Linked DNA regions of Homo sapiens: region 1 is linked to region 2. The links are chromatin loops, found by intact Hi-C in ENCODE. Cell type or tissue: CD14-positive monocyte. All regions are shown on one strand.

The links. Hi-C counts contacts between places; a loop is a spot of excess contacts. Peaks named below come from ENCODE experiments on the same cell type or tissue, not always from the same donor. Only the 100,000 strongest peaks of a DNase experiment are listed, where the experiment ranks them.
Region 1: a loop joins it to region 2, with 5 times the contacts of the local background. A loop is called at or near these places in 72 of 110 quality-filtered maps.

The regions. Positions count from the first base shown.
Region 1 is chr17:60,033,875-60,041,874 of GRCh38, forward strand. HEATR6 (HEAT repeat containing 6) reads right to left here. Exons shown (of 20, transcript NM_022070.5): 20 at 7,134-8,000. Among named protein-coding and RNA genes, the nearest start is that of MIR4737, 5.2 kb to the right of the region's middle. RefSeq lists enhancers at 3,147-3,276, 5,994-6,288. In CD14-positive monocyte, CTCF peaks have their summits at 906 and 3,401 (motif pointing left); a DNase peak (open chromatin) is centred at 3,397; H3K27me3 peaks cover 1,581 bases.
Region 2 is chr17:59,911,036-59,919,035 of GRCh38, forward strand. It overlaps RPS6KB1 (ribosomal protein S6 kinase B1), which reads left to right. Exons shown (of 15, transcript NM_003161.4): 3 at 1,649-1,769; 4 at 3,600-3,668. It also overlaps the pseudogene RPS29P21. Among named protein-coding and RNA genes, the nearest start is that of RPS6KB1, 22 kb to the left of the region's middle. In CD14-positive monocyte, CTCF peaks have their summits at 3,425 (motif pointing right) and 3,628; a DNase peak (open chromatin) is centred at 3,436; H3K27ac peaks cover 967 bases.

The DNA of each region.
Region 1 (8,000 bases), 120 kb after region 2:
ATGAGACTGTATCTGATTTATCTGTTTATTGAGACAGGGTCTCACTCTGTCACCCACGCTCGGTGCAGTGGCATAATCTCAGCTCACTGCAGCCTTGACCTCCTGGACTCAAGCCATCCTCCCGTCTCAGCCTTCCGAGTAGCTGGGACTACAGGCATGTGCCACCATGCCCAGCTAATTTTTTAATTTTTCTTTTGTGGAGATGGGATCTTGCTATGTTGACCAGGCTGGTCTTGAACTCCTGGCTTCAAGCGATCCTCCCACCTTGGCCTCCCGAAGTGCTGGGATTACAGGTGTGAGCCACCACACCTGGCCTTGTATCAGATTCAGTACTGATTATTTTTTTTAACTATTGTTAAGTTTAGCATGTCATCATTTCAGAATACACTGCTTCTCAAAAGAATGAAGGCTACAACAGCCTGAGTCTCTGTTTTTCACGAATTCCCCAGATGATTCTGAAACACACCAGCTCGAGACCCTCCACTGTTGCATGTTTGAAAGTAGTGGTTCTCAAACTTGTCTGCAACTAGAATCACTTGTGCAGCTTTTAAAACTCTCAGTGGCAAGACCGTACTCCAGACCACAAAACTCAGGGGTGGGGTGAAGGGGGCTGTTCATCAGTAGTGTAAATGTCCCCAGGTGATTTTAATGAGCAGCCAGGTTTGAGAACCAGCGTCCTAATGGGAGCAACCTCATATCCAGGTGTTGTGCCTCCTGAGCCTGGGAAACAACTCTGGCAAAAACCTTGCGTCTGAATAACTTTGTGTTCTCTGTCTCCATCTGGTGGTCATTCCGCTACATTGCTATTATTTACCTGTGCAACTTGGGCTCTTGTACTTTTAAGAAAGTTTGCCAAAAGAATCAAAAAAACCAAAAGACTTGAAATTTCAAGAAATAGAAATGGCTACGAAATATGCCATTATAAAGAACAGAATGATCTAAGAGTTATAAATGCATTTGAATAATGCATCTCAATCTTTGGCAGTACTTGGCAAATTAAAAAGCAGTCAATAAGTGCTACTTATTCCCATTATAATTAAACATAAGTTAGACCCCATCTTTTGGGTACCAGTGATTCATTTTGAATGAATGGCTTTAATTCAACAAAAAAACATATTTAGTCTTATTATACCTGGCATACTGTTGGCAGTGGTGAACAGACACAGCCTGCATGGTGAGAAACATTGTGTGCGTGCATGTGTGTATGTGTGAGAGATCGAGAGAGAGAGAGAGAGAGTGAGAGAGAGATTATTATTTTAATAAAAAGACTGTTTGTGAGTATACCGCTCCATGAGTTTTGTAACCCCACCCCAATCAGGATTCCAAACAGTGAGAGATTATCATTTTAATAAAAAGGCTATTTGGGGGTATACTGCCCTATGAGTTTTGTTGCCCCACCCCAATCAAGGTTCCGAACAGTTTGATCACTCCCACAAATCTGCTTCATGCTCCCTGTCGTGGCATCCTTGCCTCACCCCAATCCCTGGCCACCAACCGATGTTTTTTGTCCCTGTAGCTTTGCCTTTTCCATAATGTCATGTGTTCATACAATATGTAACCTTTTGAGAGTGGCTTCTTTAACTTACCAAAACTTCCTTCCTTCTGCTTGTTTTAGGTTTATTTTGCCCTTTTTTTTCTTTAGTTTATTAAAGCTGAGGTTTAGATTGTTGACTCGAGCCTTCCTTCTTTTCTAAAATAAGCATCAAATGCTATAAATTTCCATCTGAGCTCTTCTTTAGCTGCATCTACACATTTTGATTTATTGTATTTTTGTTTTTGTTCAGTTTTAAGTATTTTCTAATATCCTCATTTCCTTTGAGACTACCTCCTTTGACCCATGGATTACTTAGAAGTATATTATTTAATTTCCAACTATTTAGAGATTTTTGTCAGTTATCGATCTCTGGTTTAATTCCATTATGCTCAGAGACCTTGCTTTGTATTATTTCTGTTCTTTTAAATTTGTTAAGGTTTGTTTTATGGGCTTGGAGTGGTGGCTCATGCCTGTAATCCCAGCACTTTTGGGAGGCCAAGGCGGATGGATCATTTAAGGTCAGGAGTTCGAGACCAGCCTGGGGAACATGGCGAAACCCCATCTCTACCAAAAATACAAAAATTACTCAGGTGTGGTGGCACAAGCGTGTGGTCCCAGCTACTCGGGAGGCTGAAGTGGGAGGATCGTTTGAGCCCGTGAAGTTGGGCTGCAGTGAGCTGAGATTGCTCTACTGTACTCCAGCCTGAGCAGCAGAGCAAGACCTTGTCTAAAAAAGAAAAAAAATTGTTGTTTTATGATCCAGAATGTGATCTATTTGTTCTAGGGATTACTGAGAAAGGCAGGTTGGGGTGTCCAACTGTAATTGCTGATTTGCCATTTCTCTTTTCAGTTCTGTCAGGTTTTGCCTCATGGATTTTGAAGCTCTGTTGTTAGGTACATAGATGCTTAGGATTGTTAATGTTTTCTTTGAAAATTGACCTTGTTATCATTATGTAATGTCCCTCTGTATCCTTGGTAAATTTCCTTGCTCTGAAGTCTGTTTTGTCTGATGGTATGTAATTACTCCAGATTTCTTTTGATTAGTATTTGTATGATATATCTTTCTTTTTTGTCCTTTCATTTTTAATCTATACTATTTACTTAAAATGAGTTTCTTAGACACATATAGTTGAGTGTTGGGTTTTTTGTTTGTTAGTTTTTTACATTCAACAATCTATCTTTTTATTAGCATATTTCAACTTTTTAAATTTAATATAATCGTTGGTATGTTTGGATTTACATTTAATATTTTATTGTGTTTTCTATTTGTTCTCTATTTTTCCCTGTGTTTTTCATTCCTGTTTTGACTTTTCCTGCCTTCCTTTGGATTATTTGAATTTTTTGGAATTCCATTTTAATTCACTGATTTTTTTAACCATATCTTTTTGTGTAAGTTGAAAATGTAGTTGCTTTAGGGATTACAAAACACCTAGGTTTTCATAGTCTATTTAGGTTATATATTTAGTGCTTCACGTGAAATGTAGAAACCAGCCTGACCAACATGGAGAAACCCGGTCGCTACTAAAAATACAAAATTAGCCGGGTGTGGTGGCACGCACCTGTAATCCCAGCTACTCGGGAGGCTGAGGTGGGAAGATTCCCTTGAGCCCAGGAGTGTCTTCAGGAAATTAAGGTTCTCTCTGTTCTCTACAGGTCAAGTAGTTATGGACGGTATCCTGAACATTCTAATTTTGTGTTATGAGAATCTGGGCCATGTTGGAATCCTGTGTTTTTGCTTTGGCAGGCAATCGTCCTGGTTAGGTTCAGTCACAAGTTCCCACCTGCCTCCTGCGGGTTGTGGTTCAATATCAATTAAGCTTCAGAGCCTTTGCCGCGCTGTTCAGATCCGCCCCGTGTGTGCGCCACCCAGTGGCGGGTACGAGACTGGACAGTGCCTTGTCCCACCGTTCAGTTCTCAAAGCCTTTGTTCAGATCCACACATGGAATGCCTGGGCATGAGCCCAGGAGTTCACATACAACTTTAGGGTATTGCCTTCTTGCGTTCCCTCCTCTCTGAAATCTCAACACTTTACAGTCTCAGGGGTCCCTCTTTCCGGTCCTCTGGCTAGAAAGTCAGGGTTTTAACTGTACTGCTCTGCCCTACAGTTTCTGTGACTGTCTGCCTCCACGGCCAAGCATGGAAGGTTGTGTAAAGAGAAAAAAGCCATGGGCATGACTCCCTTGCTGTTGGGACCATTCTTCCTCTGGCAGAGAGATGAGTTTCCTTCCCTTGAAGTTCTAGGCACCTGCCTGGCTGCCACTGCTGCAGTGAGATTGCCTAGGGGCTGGTGTGGGGAGAAAAGAGACAGCAAACACAGGATTTCCCCGCTTTTGCTGACCTATAGGGGTGCTTACCTCTCTCCTAAGGTCAGAAACAGAGGCTCAGAGCTCTTTCTATCTGCATCTGGTATGCAATTCCAGGTTTTGGTTCATCTTTGAGTCCAGGCCAGGAGACCCCAGAGGGGGAATAAAATGGCAGACTTACTGCCACTTTGGTGGTGTTTAGAGTTCTCTTTTCCTTCCCTGATCTTCCTGCTACCACCTTGTTTTCAGAGCTAGCTGCTCCATGCCTGTGGTCCAGGATTCATAGTAACATTCAGTGGGAAAGACAGGACGGAGTATGACTGGAATGAGAATGGGAGAAGAATTTTTATTTAAAAAACAAAAGCATGGATTTTTAAAGGTTGAAAAATGCACACTAATTGGGGGAGAAATTTCTCTTTCCCTCCACAGTGTGGTAGCTGTAAGCCTGATTCCTGGCTTGAATTTTTTTATTCACTTTTCCAGATGACCTTTAGAATCATTTTGTCCTTAAATTAGCCAGGTGTGGTGGCACACACCTGTAATCCCAGCTACTTGGGAGGCTGAGGCACAAGAATTGCTTGAACCCATGAGCAGAAGTTGCAGTGAGCCAAGATAATATGACTGCACTCCAGCCTGGGTGACAGAGTGAGATTCTGTCTCGAAAAAAAACATCATTTTGTCCTTTAAAAAATTCTAATTTTGATGGGAATTTTATGAAATGTATAGATTTGGAGGAAAGTAGCCTTTTAATAGATTGAGTCCTTCAGTCTAGTAATGATATATCTTCTCATTTAAAAAAATCTTCTTTTATGACCACTGGTAAAAGTTTTTATTTTTTTTCCTCAGAATCCTTGCATAAGCTTGGTTAAATTTATTCTCAGGTATTTTTATTATTAAAATTTTTATTAAAAATCAAATTGGTTATTGCTGATATATAGAAGAGCTACTGATTTGGCATGTTTACTTTGTAACCAGCTGCCTTACAGAACTTTTATTGGTTTTTTTACTTTCTGAATATTGGTTTAATTACTTTCTGAATTTTGGTTTTATTACTTTCTTGGTTTTCTGCACACAAGGATTTGTGAATCCAATCACTCAGACTGGTTTTCTGCAAATAATGATAATTTGGAACCTCTTTTTGAAAAAAAACTTTGAAAATTTTGATTTTTGGTTTATTGAATCACATTGGCCATTAAAATTTCTTGTACAGTATTAGGTAATATTGGTGATATCATTCTTGCTTGTCTTGGTTCTGAGTTTTAGGGAAGTCCCTATTAAGATAGGTATATTTCATTATGCTAATGAATTATCTTTTTGAATTCTTTTTTAAAAATAATTTTGATCAGAAAAGGATACTGCATTTCGTCACTCTTCCAGCATCCATAAAGATGACCATTTGTATTTTCTTATTTGACCCACTAATGTGATTGCATTTTATTAATAGGACTTTCCTGCATTCCTACAGCAAATCCTGGTTGGTCATGGTGGAGACTGTAAAGCAATCATTCTCAAGGAGGGGCTTTTTCACGCAGTATGCCTGGAGAGAGGCTGCACCACCACCGCGTTCCTCCCCGATGAGTCCAGTGAGCCACGGCTGCGGGCTACGGTGTTGTGGTGCTCGGGTGTGTTGGAAGGAAATGGTAATTGAATGAGTGCTCATTTTCCAAGACTTTGGCCCCACCCCTAATATAATGTCCATGTTCCTGGAGCTGAGGATGCCTTCAGCCTAGGCTTGAGGACTCAAGGTGTGTACTAGAACCAGACAGACATTCTCCAATATCCCACTCTAGGGATCTTACTCCAATGAGAAGCAGAGAAATGCTAGCCCCGGGAGAAGACCTAGGAAAAGTGTAACAAGAGGCACCATCTGTCACTGAGCCCCTCTCTCTATGCCAGGCTCCGAGCCAGGTGCTTTACATTATGGGAGCTACTCCTGAACAACTGTGTGAGATACTGGTATCCCTTTACAGATAAGTGGTCAAGTGACTGCCCAAGGGTGTAGTCATTAAGTAGAGGAGTTGCCCTTTAAAACCAGGAGTAATTCCTGAGCGTGTGCAAGCTGGAGATGTGATTCCTGAAGACTGGCTCGCAGAGATGGGTCATGAGGCAGAACCAAGACCTACTCCCCTACTTCCCTGTTCAGTTTGTGTGGCCTCTCCCACTTCTAGTCCCTTCTCTTTCCTGGGAGGGACCCATGGGGGCTAGACAGAGGGCTGTTCCTAGTAGGATAGAGAGGTCCTGCAGCAGCGCCTCTTCCTCACTGCTTATCTTTCTGATCCAGGTTCCCGAGGCATGCCAGCTAGCACCTGACCTACAAGATTCCAGCTGTTTAACTGCCATCACAAAGGCTCATGATGTGTTGACAGTATTTCTGCCTGCTGCTCTGAAAATTCAAGGAAATAAATACCTGACATTTATTGAATGCCAGAAGCTGTTCTAAGAACTTTCTATGTATTATCTATTTTAGTCATTATAATATCCTTATGAAATAGGCACTTTTATCCCCATTTTACAGATGAATAAAATAAGGCACAGAAGGGTTAAGCAACTTTCACAGGTAGAAAGCTGCACAGCCAGGATTTAAGCCCAAGCTCTTAACCACTGCACTACATCAATGCAGCAAAGGCTGAATGAACCAGAGTATTTGATTTACTTAGCTCTTATGCTGGAAAGATGGTGAGGCTTTTGCTCATGGTCTGTATTCAAGCACAAATACCAAAATCAAGGACACCTTTGCATTGGTGCTCCATAGGAGGTTTCCTTTTTTGTTGTTTAGAGAGAAGGTCTTACTCTGTTGCCCTGGCTGGAGTGCAGTGGTGCGATCACAGCTCACTGCAGCCTTGACCTCCAGAGCTCAAGCAATCCTCCACCTCAGCCTCCTGAGTAGCTGGGACTATAGGTGCGCACTTCCACACCCAGCTAATTTTTAATTTTTTTTTTTTTGTAGAGACCGTCTCCCTATATTGCCCAGGTTGGTCTAGAATTCCTAGGGCTCAAGTGATCCTCCCGCCTTGGCCTATTGGGATTACAGATATGAGCCATGGCACCCAACCTCAGAAGAGGCGCTTTTCTTGAGTTCTGGAAGGGGATAGGAATTAATGTTTTGTTTGTTTGTTTGTTTTTTACTCGTCACAGAAAAGGTTCAAAGAGTAAGATAAGCAACGTCTCATAATGCTGTAGTCTAATGGACAAGGGCCCTAGCCATCTGTGCCTGGATGACTCTTCCTCCCAATTTTTAAGTGTCAAAAGATAATTTAGAATCTGGCATTCTGCATTAGAAATCTGAACCAGTGGAGCTGTGTGCTGATTTTCATCAGCTTAAGTTGTCTTTATTGTCAGTGGCTTCCTTTCCCCACAGCAGCTTTATGGAGGCACGTGCCCAGGCATATGAGGAGCTTCTGTCCTTTAGTGTATGTACACCCACAATGCTGCAGAGAAGAGAATCAGCATACTGTTGGGACACAGCAGGTACCACTGCCTTCTGAAGTTTCTAGAGGTGCTATGCCTTCATTGTTTTCCTGCACATGAACATTAACATCCACATCAGGATCTGGAAACCTTTACAGAAGCTGAAGTTTTAAAAAGAAAATGAATGGGATTTTATTCAAGATAAGGAAAGGATAAGAGTGAATCATCAAATGAAACCATGAGGCCACTTCACAAATATTTTATCAAAAAACTCACCTGAGAAAACTCAAAGAATCACAGTAATAAGCTGTCTATGCCATATTTTTTTTTTCCTTTTTTGAAAATGCCAAGAAGCTACTACTAAGAATGTATTCAAGAGACGGAAGTTCCAAGATTCATCACAGGGTCAGGTGGGCTCAACTTAGTTTCCTGGGCCCTCTATAACACTTCATGTTCAGAATTGTCTCCAAATAAAAGCAATTTAAGGGAACATTCAATATGGGTGTCTTTGCTGTGCTTGCAGTCTTAATTCTGTGGACACTGATATTCTATCAATGGAAAATTGAGCCTTTAGTGAACTTGAATACCCTGTTCCCCAATCACTGCCCAGAGAGCAGTTTCTGAGCAGCCAACATGTCAGAGGCAGGAAAACAGCAGCTAAAAGGCAAAGGAGAAAAATGGAAGACACCTGCCTTTACACGTGTATTTTAAGCTAAATAACCATGATAAAATATCACCAACACCCATTTTTTGT
Region 2 (8,000 bases):
AGTTTGGGAGGCCAAGGTGGGCGGGTCATTTGAGATCAGGAGTTCGAGACCAGCCTGGCCGACATGGCGAAACCCCGTCTCTTCTTAAAATTCAAAAATTAGCCGGGCGACATAGCGAGACTCCGTCTCAACAGCAACAACAAAAAAGAAATTCATGTAATCTTAAGTCATTTTAGACAAGCTCCATTAGGTGAGTATGGTGATTAATCTGCTCTGTATTGTACTCTCAAGTAAAAAGCATTAGTGTAGGAGGAGAATGAGAAGATAGATCACTCATGTAGAAAGCATTTAAATGACAGAGACAATTGCTACCCCTTTTGGATTCTTTATTTTTATTTTTTTGGAGATGGAGTCTCCCTCTGTCACCCAGGCTGGAGTGCAGTGGCACAATCTCGGCTCACCACAACCTCCACCTCCTGGGTTCAAGCGATTGTCCTGCCTCAGCCTCCCAAGTAGCTGGGACTACAGGAGCGCACCACCACACCTGGCTAATTTTTGTTGGGTTTTTTTTTTTTTTTTTTTTTTTTGAGACAAAGTCTCGCTCTTGTTCCCAGGCTGGAGTGTGATGGCATGATCTCGGCCCACTGCAACCTCTGCCTCCCAGGTTCAAGTGATTCTCCTGCCTCAGCCTCCTGAGTAGCTGGGATTATAGGTTCCTGCCACCACGCCCAGCTAATTTTTGTATTTTTAATAGAGACGGGGTTTCACCATGTTGGCTAGGCTGGAATTTTTGTATTTTTAGTGGAGACAGGGTTTTACCATGTTGGCCAGGCTGGTCTTGAACTCTCGACCTCAAGTGATCCGCCCACCTCAGCCTCCCAAAGTGCTGGGATTACAGGCATGAGCCACCACGCCCATTGGATTCTTTAAATCAAGCTAATAACTTGAAAAAACAGATACAGAGAAGAAGTTTTGTACTATGATGTGAACTAATTGGGTAGTTTTGGAAAGATCCCTGATTTTCTGCTGACATTGCCAAATGAGGTTGGATAATACCTAATTTCATAGATATTTTCAATGAAGTAAATTTGAATAACTGCAAGACTTTTTTTCTTTGTCAACTTAATGAACTTTTTCTAACTTACCTTAGCTTTGGGGTGCTTGATGCTTATGAAAATAAATAATTGTCTTCTTTTACTTTGTTGCACTCCTAAGAGCAAGATGGGTCACCAGCAGCTGTATTGGAGTCACCCATGAAAATTCAATCAGGGTTCTTGCTCTTGTTGTGTCTGCTCAAACTGGCAAGGTCTGATCCAGAAATACGGCCTCAATATGTGCGCCAGTGTTTCTATCAGTAAACGAAGGATATAGATTTCATTAAGTTGGACTAAGTGATCTTACTTGAATGGATTATCCAAGGCATCTACCCAATGAAAAACCATAGTACCCCTTTATGCATAAAATAAACAATTATAAAAATAAGTAAATAATTGATTGCCCATTCTATGAACAAGGAGGCAAACGATTATCAGGCCACCCTCCTCTTGACCTGCTGTTCTGTTTGTTTAGAGCACAAATAATTTGGTGTCATGTACTTTTTTACTTTTACTTACTTAGATTACATTTCTCTGTCTCCTTTTTCTTGACTATATGCTGAAAGTAATTTAACTTTTTGCAAATTTATTTTTGGTTTTGCTTTTCTTCCCAGTGGCATGGAACATTGTGAGAAATTTGAAATCTCAGAAACTAGTGTGAACAGAGGGCCAGAAAAAATCAGACCAGAATGTTTTGAGCTACTTCGGGTACTTGGTAAAGGGGGCTATGGAAAGGTAGGCAATATTTTTGAAATGAGAGCTGTTGTCTGTCTTGAATAGATTGATTTTTATGCCCTGGTTCCAGCAGTCATCTTCAGTCTTTGTCAGCTATCAGCAAAGGATGTGATCATGACCACTTAGCTGGTATGTTTGAGGGATGTACAGAAGTTCAGTTTTCCCTTCTTTTCATACCACCACACATGTAAAAGCCTGGCACATAATAGGTACTCAGTCAAGGTTCATAGAATACATAAATAGACAACTGTACCAGGCAAAGTCTATTATTAAAGGGTTCATTCTTTACTTTGGTTAAATGGTATCCTCTTTAAAAATAAAGCCCTCCTTGCTTACAAGAGACATGGCAGTCTGAGTTGTTATCTGTTACTGAGACCTTAATCTCAACTGGTTTTCTGGAGCAATAGAATTGGGGAAGCTGAAGGAATATAAAAAGGGGGAAGAAAACTATTTAGTTTCACAGTTTTGCCCAAGGCTTTACAACTTAAGACGTCACTTTTATGAGTTCTGCCCACAAAACTTTTTACCAAACTATTCTCTTATCAAAATAATTTAGATAATAACTTGGTTAGTATTAAGTTTTAAGAATTATTTTTGCTATTGTGTAGTGTTAATTTTTGCAAAGCAGACATTTGTAGCCTATTCTTATGCTTAAGAACACATTGTAATTTCTAATCATCCTGAATGTGCAACACATGCACTTTGAATCTCACATGTTTTAGGTGTTGCATGAAAATGTTTATAGTTGTCTTTCAGTATGGGGGAGGGGTAAGGGAGAACTGATTCCAAGACCTTTGCAGATAACAAAATCTGCCGACGCTCAAGTGCCTTATATAAAATGGCATAGTATTTGCATATAAGCTACACACATCCTCCCATATGCTTAATTTTTTATTTTATTTTTTATGATTTTTGAGACAGAGTCTCGTTCTTTCCCGCAGGCTGGAGTGCAGTGGCACGATCTCAGCTCACTGCAACCTCTGCCTTCCAGATTCAAGCGATTCTCCTGCCTCAGTCTCCCGAGTAGCTGGGATTACAGGTGTGCGCCACCACATCCGGCTAATTTTTGTATTTTTAGTAGAGATGGGGTTTCACCATGTTGGCCAGGCTGGTCTTGAACTCCTGACCTCAGGTGATCCACCCGAGTTGGCCTCCCAAAGTGCCGGGTTTACAGTTGTGAGCCACCTCACCTGGCCATATTTGTGTTATTTTTTATTGTTTGTATTGTTTATTGTTTTTTCCCCCAAATATTTTCATTCTGCGGTTGGTTGAATCCACGGCTGCTGAACCTGTAGATTCAGAGGGCCAAGTATTAGTACAAACTATTTTAAGTAATAGGTAAACAGTAATTTCCTGCCAACTATTTTTAAATAGTTTTATGTGAAGCAAGGGCAGTGGCAAGCAACCTTGAAAGAAATTTATGAAATATTTTATAATTTTTACTGCCAACTATTTTTAAATAGTTTTATGTGAAGCAAGGGCAGTGGCAAGCAACCTTGAAAGAAATTTATGAAATATTTTATAATTTTTAAGGTGGTATTATGCCTCTGGGAACACTGTTTATAGCTTGTTCTAAGTAGGATTTTATATATTAATATAAAGTAACAGTGTTTATTATTAGATGGTCATTGTCCAACATTACCACCAGATGGCAGCAGAACAAACAGGAAAGTCATGATCATTAATGTGGTCTGTTCTTTTAGCTGATCATTTTTGCACATAGTTTTTATAATATAAACTGCTGTGGCATATGTTTCTTATAACTAGGAATTAAGGGAGTATGCCTGACATAGTTTGCCTTTGAATAACACACACTTTTTTTTAATCCAGGTTTTTCAAGTACGAAAAGTAACAGGAGCAAATACTGGGAAAATATTTGCCATGAAGGTGCTTAAAAAGGTGATTTCCACTCCCCCTTTTTAGTCCTCACACACCATATTTTTACACTTGATCTCAGCCAAAAGGCTGGGAAGCAATCATATCATATTTTTAATTGTTGTAACATTTTGGCCTAAAATTTGCAGTCAAAAAAATGTATCTCAAGCCAGGTACAGTGGTGCACACCTGTGGTCCCAGCTACTTGGGAGACTGAGTCAGGAGGATTGCTTGAACTTAGGAGTTCAAGGGTAGCCTGAGCAATGTAGTAAGACCCAGTCTCTTACAGAAAAAATGTATTTATTTTCTTTTCTTTTTTTTTTTTTTGAGACGTAGTCGCGCTCTGTCGCCCAGGCTGGAGTGCGGTGGTGCGATGTCGGCTCACTGCAACCTCCACCTCCCGGGTTCAGGTAATTCTCCTGCCTCAGCCTCCCGAGTAGCTGGGACTACAGGTGCATGCTGCCACGCCCAGCTACTTTTTTGTATTTTTGATAGAAACGGGGTTTCACCATATTGGCCAGGATGGTCTTGATCTCCTGACCTCAGTGATCCACCTGCCTCGGCATCCCAAAGTGCAGGGATTACAGGCATGAGCCACCGCACCCGGCAAAAAATGTATTTCTAACACAGTTGCAATACTTTTTAGAATGTGAGGTATGTTTCATTACTGTTATTCCTATTTTTATTTCTGCTTGGTGAGTGTGGAAAAGAGAGCTCTTGCAATTCTTTGCTGAGGTAACTCTTCACTGTTTCTGATCTCCTTATTTCTAAGTAATAAGCATGTACTGCCATCTCTTTTTTTTTGAGATGAACTCTCACTCTGTTGTCCAGGCTGGAGTGCAGTTGTACAATCTCAGCTCACTGCAACCTCTGTCTCCCAGGTTCAAGTGATTCTCCTGCCCTAGCCTCCCTAATAGCTGGGATTACAGGCGCCTACCACCACGCCTGGCTAATTTTTGGATTTTTAGTGTAGACGGGGTTTCACCATATTGGCCAGGCTGGTCTCGAACTCCTGACCTCAGGTGATCCATCTGCCTCGGCCTCCCAAACTGCTGGGATTACAGGCACGAGCCACTGCGCCTGGCCTACTGCTATCTTTTTTTTTTTTTTTTTTTTTTTTATTGTGACAGAGTTTTGCTCTTGTTGCCCAGGCTGGAGTGCAGTGGAGTGATCTCGGCTCACCACAACCTCCGCCTCCCAGGTTCAAGTGATTCTCCTGCCTCAGCCTCCCTAGTAGCTGGGATTACAGGCATGTGCCACCACGCCCGGCTAATTTTGTATTTTTAGTAGAGATGGGGTTTCTCCATGTTGGTTAGGCTGGTCTCGAACTCAGGTGATCTGCCCGCCTTGGCCTCCCAAAGTGCTGGGATTACAGGCATGAGCCACCATGCCCAGCCAACTGCTATCTTTTTAATTCAGCAGTTTTCAATTTTTTTTTTTAGACGGAGCCTCACTCTGTTGCCCAGGCTGGAGTGCAGTGGCGTGATCTCAGCTCACTGCAACCTCCACCTCCCAGGTTAAAGCGATTCCTCTGCTTCAGCTTCCTGAGTGTCTGGGATTACAGGCGCCCACCACCACACCCGGCTAATTTTTGTATTTTTAGTAGAGATGCGGTTTCGCCATATTGGCATGCTGGTGTCGAACTCCTGACCTCGGGGGATCGGCCCGCCTTGACCTCCCAAAGTGTTGGGATTACAGGCGTGAGCCACCGAGCCTGGCAGTATTAACTTTCTTTTATGCGAGTTAAGGATTTGTTTCTTGTTTACTTCACCCTCCTTTATCCTCATCCTCTCATTTTGTTTTGCTTTCTTTGAATCTACTATTGTCCTCTGATGTCTTCCAACAACTTTGTAAAACACCTTTCAGTCTAATGTTCTTTGATCAGGCTTATAAGATAATCTATCAGTTCCATTTATTTCCCAGAGGCATATCTTAGGAACTTTCTATCCACCTGTTCCCATCTGGAGTGGTAGCTCTTTAGTCACAACTGTTATGACTGGACTCTTTCTTCACCACAACCCTGGAATCCTCTTGGCTCCTTCAGTGTTGGATCTTTTGTTTCCTGGATCCCATATCTTCATTTTTTCCCTTTTTCTTAGTTTATGTCCTTGTTTTGGTGACACTATACTAGTGGCTCCCTCAGACAAGGTATATAAAGATACATTTATAATAAAAATATATCCATATTGCATATTTGAGAATTTCTTTACATTTTTATTTACTTGATTGTTTATGTTATTGGAGTTGAAAATTATTTTCACTTAGAATTTTGCTCAGTTTTCTTCTATTCTTGAGAGTTTCTGTTGAAGTGCTTTGGCATTCTGATTCCCAGTCGTTTACACATGGCCTATTTTTTCTGTGGAAATATTTAAGATTTTCTCTTTATTTCTGATCTAAGTTTTTATAGTGATGTGTGTTGCTTTGACTTTGATTATTATTTTTATTTAGTTAGTTTTTGAGATAGGGTCTCGCCCTGTCACCTAGACAGGAGTGCGGTGACACAATTATAGCTCAGTGCAACCTCAAATTCCTGGGCTCAAGCTATCCTCCCACCTCAGTCTCCTGAGTAGCTGGGACCACAGACACGCACCACCAGGCCTGGCTAATAAAAAAAAATGTAGAGATGGGCACTCACCATGTTGCCCAGGCTGGTGTTGAACTCCTGGGCTCAAGTGATCCACCCGCCTCGGCCACCCAAAGTGCTGGGATTGGATTACAGGTATGGCCCACTGCGCCCGGCCTATTTAATTAAATTAATTAATTTATTTATTTTTAAGAGACAGGGTCTCACTCTGTTTCCCAGGCTGGAGTGTGGTGGTGTGATCATACTTCACTGTAACCTGTAACTCCTGGGCTCAAGCGATCCTCCTGCCACAACTTCTGAGTAGCTAGGACTGCAGATGCATGCCACCACGCCCAGTTCATTTTTAAAATGTTTCGTAGAGACAAGGTCTTCCTGTGTTTCCCCGGCTGGCCTGGAACTCCTGGCCTCAAGCAGTTGTTCTGTTTTGGCTCCCAAAGTGTTGGGATTACAGGCATGTGCCACTGTGCCCAGCCTATTTTTATTCTTTTAATCTTAAAGCTTTAGTCTTTCAGTTCTAGGAAATTTTCTTATGTGATTTATTTGGTAATTTCCTTCCCACTGTTTTCTCTTCTTGGAATTGCAATTAGTTGGATGTTGGATCTCCTGGACCGATCATCTAATTTTTCTTATCTTTTCCACGTTTCCATTTCTTTGTCTTGTTTACTTTCTTCTACTCAATTTTTTTTTGAGATGGAGTTTTGCTCTTGTTGCCCAGGCTGGAGTGCAATGGCGCAATCTTGGCTCACCGCAACCTCCGCCTCCTGGGTTCAAGCGATTCCCCTGCCTCAGCCTCCCGAGTAGCTGGGATTACAGGCATGTGCCACCATGCCCGGCTAATTTTGTATTTTTAGAAGAGACAGGGTTCCTCCATGTTGGTCAGGCTGGTTTCGAACTCCTGACTTAGGTGATCCGCCCGCCTTGGCCTCCTGAAGTGCTGGGATTACAGGCGTAAGCCACTGTGCCCAGCCATTTGACTAAATTTTTTTTTAAAGCTGTTGTATTTGTGATTCTCCAGAATTCTTTCTGTTGTTTTTGTTTTATAGCAACCTGTTTAATGAGTATAATATCTTCTCTTACCCCTCTGAGAGTTTTATTTTTTTTTAATGTTTATTATTATTTTTTTGAGACAAGAGTCTCACTCTGTCGTGCAGGTTTGAGTGCAGTGGTGCGATCTTGGCTCACTGCAACCCCTGCCTCCTGCGTTCAAGCGATTCTCCTGCCTCAGCCTCCTGAGTAGCTGGGATTACAGGTGCCCGCTACCACACCTGGCTAATTTTTGTATTTTTAGCAGATATCGGGTTTCATCATGTTGGCCAGACTGGTCTTGAACTCCTGACCTCAGGCAAAACGTCCACCTCGGCATCCCAAAGTGCTGGGATTACAGGTGTGAGCCACCACGCCCAGCCTCTCTGAGAGTTTAATTATAATTATTTGAAATGTTCTTTTGTTTTACGCATGTTCTTTTTTGACTTTCTGTTTTCTTTGACTTTGATTTAGTCAGTTTTAGTCACTTTGTTCCATGTTAGAGGCCTTCTTTAGATGTCTGGTGTCATTCACTGATTATTCTTTTTTTTTTTTTTTTTTTTGAGTTGGAGTCTTGCTCTGTCGTCTAGGCTGGAGTGCAGTGGCACAGTCTCGGCTCACTGCAATTTCCACCTCCTGGGTTCAAGCGATTCTTGTGCCTCAGCCACCCAAGTAGCTGGGATAACAGGCATGTGCCACCCTGCCTGGCTAATTTTTGCATTTTTAGTAGTGACAGGGTTTCGCCATGT